Regions from separate parts of the Homo sapiens genome. Here region 2 is linked to region 1. Evidence: chromatin contacts called from ENCODE Hi-C data. All regions are on one chromosome and are shown on one strand. The core of a region is the stretch at or near the end of the contact, and the rest is flanking DNA. Distances in the headings are between cores, read along the strand shown. Region 1 overlaps SLC22A5 (solute carrier family 22 member 5). Region 2 overlaps HSPA4 (heat shock protein family A (Hsp70) member 4).

What was found. A loop is a pair of places that touch in the nucleus more often than their neighbours do. Pooled maps may share reads with other maps.
Region 2: a pooled map shows a loop between it and region 1 (20-fold over the local background). The contact joins two enhancer-like sites. A Hi-C loop is called at or near these places in 21 of 37 single-sample maps with no recorded cell type and 13 of 50 pooled maps.

What each region holds. Positions count from the first base shown.
Region 1 is chr5:132,386,421-132,389,120 of GRCh38, forward strand. It overlaps SLC22A5 (solute carrier family 22 member 5), which reads left to right. Exons shown (of 10, transcript NM_003060.4): 5 at 605-731; 6 at 2,501-2,601. Among named protein-coding and RNA genes, the nearest start is that of MIR3936HG, 18 kb to the left of the region's middle. RefSeq lists enhancers at 21-70, 211-420. Within about 2 kb of position 1,356, at least 28 of the 41 ENCODE cell types and tissues checked have a DNase peak (open chromatin) inside an H3K27ac peak, as active enhancers do.
Region 2 is chr5:133,105,589-133,108,288 of GRCh38, forward strand. It overlaps HSPA4 (heat shock protein family A (Hsp70) member 4), which reads left to right. Exons shown (of 19, transcript NM_002154.4): 19 at 1-861. Among named protein-coding and RNA genes, the nearest start is that of HSPA4, 55 kb to the left of the region's middle. Within about 2 kb of position 1,348, at least 4 of the 41 ENCODE cell types and tissues checked have a DNase peak (open chromatin) inside an H3K27ac peak, as active enhancers do.

The DNA of each region.
Region 1 (2,700 bases), core at 106-2,605:
GGGTTTCACTGCGTTGGCCAGGCTGGTCTGGAACTCCTAGCCTCAAATGATCCACCGGCCTTGGCCTCCTAAAGTGCTGGGATTATAGGAGTGAACCACTGCACCTGGCCAAACATGCTATTTTAGGTAGAGTATCTGACTAATCTGTTGGATAAATCAGGGGTAGGGTGAGGAGAGAAGAGAAGCTAAAAGGCCAGTGCAGAAGCTTCTGTTGGTGCCGGGGACAGGGAGGAGAGTGTAGCAGGGCCTGGGCTGACATAGACATGCACAGAAGCCAGGCTTCCGGAGCCCATCTTGCACCCATCTCCTCAGCCCAGCAGATGGCAACACTGCTCTTCAGAAATGGAGGTGGCCAGCCAGCATGGGGATGCCGTCAGGGGGTGCAGGGCTCTCCCATTTTTGTGCGGTGTGGGGTACACATAAGCTCATCCACCCCAGGTTATTGCTGCGTGTGGATCAGCTCTTTGCTTCTGGCTTGTGATCACCAAACATTCCACAAGCTCTGGTTCTGCAACCTTATTCCCACCTATGGCTGTGCTCTACCTGGTCTGTGGGTCTGCTGTTGGCAGGGAGGCCTCACTGAGATTGGACCTTGTACTGCCAGGTTCATCCCTGAGTCCCCCCGATGGCTCATCTCTCAGGGACGATTTGAAGAGGCAGAGGTGATCATCCGCAAGGCTGCCAAAGCCAATGGGATTGTTGTGCCTTCCACTATCTTTGACCCGAGTGAGGTAAGCACCATGTGGGTGTGGGTGAGAGGGACAGACTGACCGTGATTTGAGAGCAGCAGCACCCAGCCCTGAAGTCCTCCCTGCTCACAGCAGCCCAGCCCTCTCTCCGCCCAAGCCCCAACTGCCCATTCCCCCCATCCCCCCACTCCCCACCCCCACACGGGCCCTGTTAACACTCAGAAGTTGAGGAATAGGTTACAGCTGCCTCACTCTTTTCACCACGGGTTTCAGATTTTCATTTTTTACTTCCTTTCTAGGCAATCATATATTTTAACCATTACTTCTAACAATAAATACTCTTTTTGAGTAATAGGCCTTTCATAAAGTCAGCATTTGGGAAAATCATTGTTTCTTATACCTAAGGTGGCTTGTCACCTTACAAAGCTAACCCCAAACGTAAAATGTAAAGCACAAATAGATTTGGAGTTAGAAGTATTTCATCTCTTGAGTATTAGCAATTATTCATTAAAAAGAAAAAAAAAGTGTTTAGTCTCTTTCTGCCCTCCAATGGTTAATTATTGCATATCATCTTGGAGTCAGGTCCTTTTTGATGTCCACCTCTTCCCCCTACCCCACCCCTCCCGTCAGCCCTGTTCTCACACACCATGACTCATTTCTTGGCTCTACCTAGTTCCTGGTTCTTGCTTTTCCTTCCCGTTCCCTCTCCTACCATCTCTGTAGCAGGCAGTTTTCCTTGGTCTCGTGACTATGAGAGGTTAGAAGCTGTAAATGCTGCCTGGTGGGGTTCTGGAATGTGTCTGTGGTCTGACTGGAAGATGAGGGGTTGGGTGTGGGAACAGCCACAAGCAGCCCTGCTGAAGTGTGAGAGGCAGGCATGGTTGGGCTTGGAAAAGAGGGAACAGTTATTGTAGACAGCGGAGGCCAATGGCCACTGCCAGCCCTGCAGACTTCCCAGTGAGTGGTGGCCCAGCAGCCACTGTCAGCATGCACCAGAAAGGGGTCCTGTGCGCAAAGGTCAGGCAGGAGTGTGGCAGAGGGCTTTTAAGTTAGGTGGTTTTGGGGGCTTTTAAGTGAGGGGTCAATCTGGGTGAATGCATAAGCCCCACTGGCATCTTTGAGGAAATGAGGCTATTTCAGGGGATACTTTCAGTCCAAAGTTGACCTTTTGTTGAACTTCTAACTCTGGAAAAACAAGCTCCAAACCTGGGTTTGCTTAAGAAAGCAACATCAGTGTGTTTAGACGTGTGGTTTATTAATGGCCTTGGCTGTGCTGAATTTCATAGGAAGTCACTCTGGGTGAAGCTCAGGTCAATTTTCCTGTTTTTCTATTTGAATTCTTTTTCCCTGGAAGCACACCAGTAACTACATAGTATAAGGACTCAAAACATTAACTTTTAAAAAATATCAGACCAATAAACCACACAGCCAGGTACTCTCTCTGACCCAGAGGGCAGGGAGCCAGGCTTCGGGAGGAATACTTAGAGGCCTCCTTGGAATGTGGCCACCGACAGGAATATGTGGGGGTGCAGTGAGGAAGCTGTCAGCCTGGGCCTCTGTCTTCCTGTACCCTTGAGGGACTGGTCACTTACTTTTCCTCATTTTCATTCACTCTGATTTGTTACTGACAAGGCCTAGGGAAGTTTTCACAGCCTAAAACACAGTCAGTATACTTACTGTTCTTAGAAACGTAACACTCCCCGACGCTGAGATGCAGACAGCTAAGATGCCAGGGATTCAAGTATGTTATTGTGTGCTCTGAGTCTCTGACCACCTCTTCTTCCCATACACTTATGATGTTGTTCCTGCAGTTACAAGACCTAAGTTCCAAGAAGCAGCAGTCCCACAACATTCTGGATCTGCTTCGAACCTGGAATATCCGGATGGTCACCATCATGTCCATAATGCTGTGGTATGTAAAAGAGACCTGCCTGAGGCTTCCAGACAAAGCTTCTTGAAGTGGCCATTGGGCCTCTTGTTTACAGACATGCCTCAGACAAAATTCAAAGCC
Region 2 (2,700 bases), core at 98-2,597, 720 kb after region 1:
GTGAGGCATTTTGGAAACTCCAAGGGAAGCCTGTGTTTGAGGCCAGAGTTGGTACCTGCTTTAAGAAACTGTTACAGGGCTTGTTGGTAATGTTTTGAATCTTTGTAAAAATTGATATTCTGTATAACAGAGTGCCTCTCTGTTACTTTTGGCCTATGTTGTTAGAAATAAGATGCTATCTTGCATAGTTAGAATTAAGCGTTTGTCCATCTCTAGATAACATTGAAAAGTTTGAGTGTTACAGGCTCTAAAGTGCAATGGAGAACAATTGCTTAGGAGGAGGAAGGGGAAAGTATACTTATGTTGGTGTGTAAGCATGCATGGAGGCCTCGAGGCACCACAACAAGGCCAGGTTCTTAGCACATCCTCTGTTCTCTACCTGTCATGCTTCAAGAGTTCCAGCTGGCCTGCTGTGAAGCCAGTAGCTATTTTAAAAGTGCTGGCTGCAGGATTAAGCCAACCCTTTACAACTGGCCCAGACCGTAATGGCCATTTCTTCTTAAAAAAAAAAAAATTTTTTTTTTTTTTTTTTTTTTTTTTTTTTTTTTTTTTGGTGTGTGTGTGTGTGTGTGTGGGGAAGGGTGTGGGTGCTGGGATGGGGGTGAATTTCAAGTTGAAACACGATGATGTGGTCTGCTTGCTCTCTGCTTAGACAGGCTTTAAGACCAATTGGATTTTCATGGAGGCCAGGACAGAGAGTGGTAATTGATGGCTTGTGTACAGACAAGCATTTATCCAGGTTGCGTTATCCAAACTGATTTGTTAAAGCTCCAGGTCACGTTCTTACACTAAGAAAATCATTCAGTAAACATGAGACAAGTTTAGGAAAAACTAATAAAATAAACCTGTCTTAAACTTGAATGGTTTCCTTAATTCCATAATGAAGGCTGCTGGGTGTGTGTGTGGGGGTGTGTGTGTATGTGTGTGTGTCTGTGTGTATGTGTGTGTGGGGTGGGGGCGGGGGGTGTGTTTTCAATAAAAATGTTCTCTAGGAGTAGGAACCCTCTGAGCTAAATTTCACTTAACATCCGTTGAAGACTTCCAGTCTGAAGAGTGACAGCTGAAGCACACTGCCTACTTTGTGAGAAAATGTTGCCTAATTTTTCTGTACTCAAACTCTCCAGTTGAGTCTTGGCCCAGTTCCTTTGGTGTTAGGAATCCTTGTCTTGCTCCTGTGACTGGGCCTTACTTTGAGGGTTTTGTTAGCAGAAGGCGGGGGTTATGGCATAAAGGTAAGTGCTAGGACTTACACCTGGCCAAAGAACAGCGCGGTCCAGAGTGTGCTAGAATAGTTGGCGCCACTGGATGTGTGGTGTGGCTGCGTGGAATGTGTGTTGGTGTATGTATGTGGTGGTGATGGGTGTTTAAAGGGCACTAAGCCAGTGAAAAAGACCTTAACTGGATAAGGCATGGGTCTAGACGAGGAGGGGTCAGGGGTCTTGTTCCCTGGGTCATGCCCCTTGCACAGTCCTAGTCCTCTGGCTGTAGGAGCAGCTTACCTGCCAGGGCCTACCCAGGGCCTATTGTAGCCACGTGTCTGAGAAACGTGTGTCTAGTAGGTTTGGTTTCCTCCTGAGCATGTAAGTGGTTTCTGTAGGGGAATTGTTAGATGTGGTAGAAAGAGCTGAGATAGCTGGGTGTGGTGGTGTGCACCTGTGATTCCAGATACTTGGGGGGCTGAGGCAGGAGGATCACTTGAGCCCAGGTGGTCAAAGCTGCAGTGAACTGAGATTGTGCTATTGCAACTCCAGCCTGGGTGATAAAGTGATACCCTGTCTCCTTAAAAGGTGGGGGCCTGAGAGATCAGGGTTCTGTTGTGGGGCAGTGGGAGCTGCTTTGCAGGGGCACAGGGGGCCTGGGGGTTGTTGGAGGTAGTGGGACTTAGTCCACCTTTGAGGGGACAGCCAAATGAAGGGGAAAATTGCTGGTTTTGGTACCTGCAGGAAGAGGGAAGATGTAAGCATGGTTCCAGCTGAAAACCATGCTTTAGAAGTTGGGATAGTAGTTACTCTTTGTGGAGTAGTGACAACATGATGTGAGGCTTGGTGATGCTTGTTTTTTGATCTGACTTGATAGTGTACTCATGTACACTTGATCTATTTCAATAATTTTAAGTGGCTTTAACAGAAAGGTGTGTATTTTTTTTTTTTTTTTTTGAGATGGAGTCTCGCTTTGTCACCCAGGCTGCAGTGCAGTGGCGGGATCTTGGTTTACTGCAACCTCTGCCTCCCGGGTTCAAGTGATTCTTCTGCCTCAGCCTCCCGAGTAACGGACTGGAGGCGTGCGCCACCACGCACTGCTAATTTTTGTATTTTTAGTAGAGACAGGGTTTCACTGTATTGGCCAGGCTGGTCTCGAACTCCTGACCTTGTGATCTGCCCACCTTGGCCTCCCAAAGTGCCAGGATTACAGGTGTGAGCCACCATGCCTGGCCTACATTTTTACACACACAATGTAGGTTATAAAACTACATAGCCTCTCATGTTTTGAAAGAACATTAAATGGGTTTGCAATAAAAAAGCCAGAAGGATTTTCCCAGATGAAGTGGTTTTTAGGGTGGGATTGTGGGTGATTGTTTATTTTTGCTTGTTTCTGTTTTCAGAGTTTGCTACAATAAGCATTTAGGGCCAGGCATGGTGGCTCATGCCTGTAATCCCAGCCAAAGTGGGAGGATCTCTTGGGTCCAGGAGTTCAAGACCA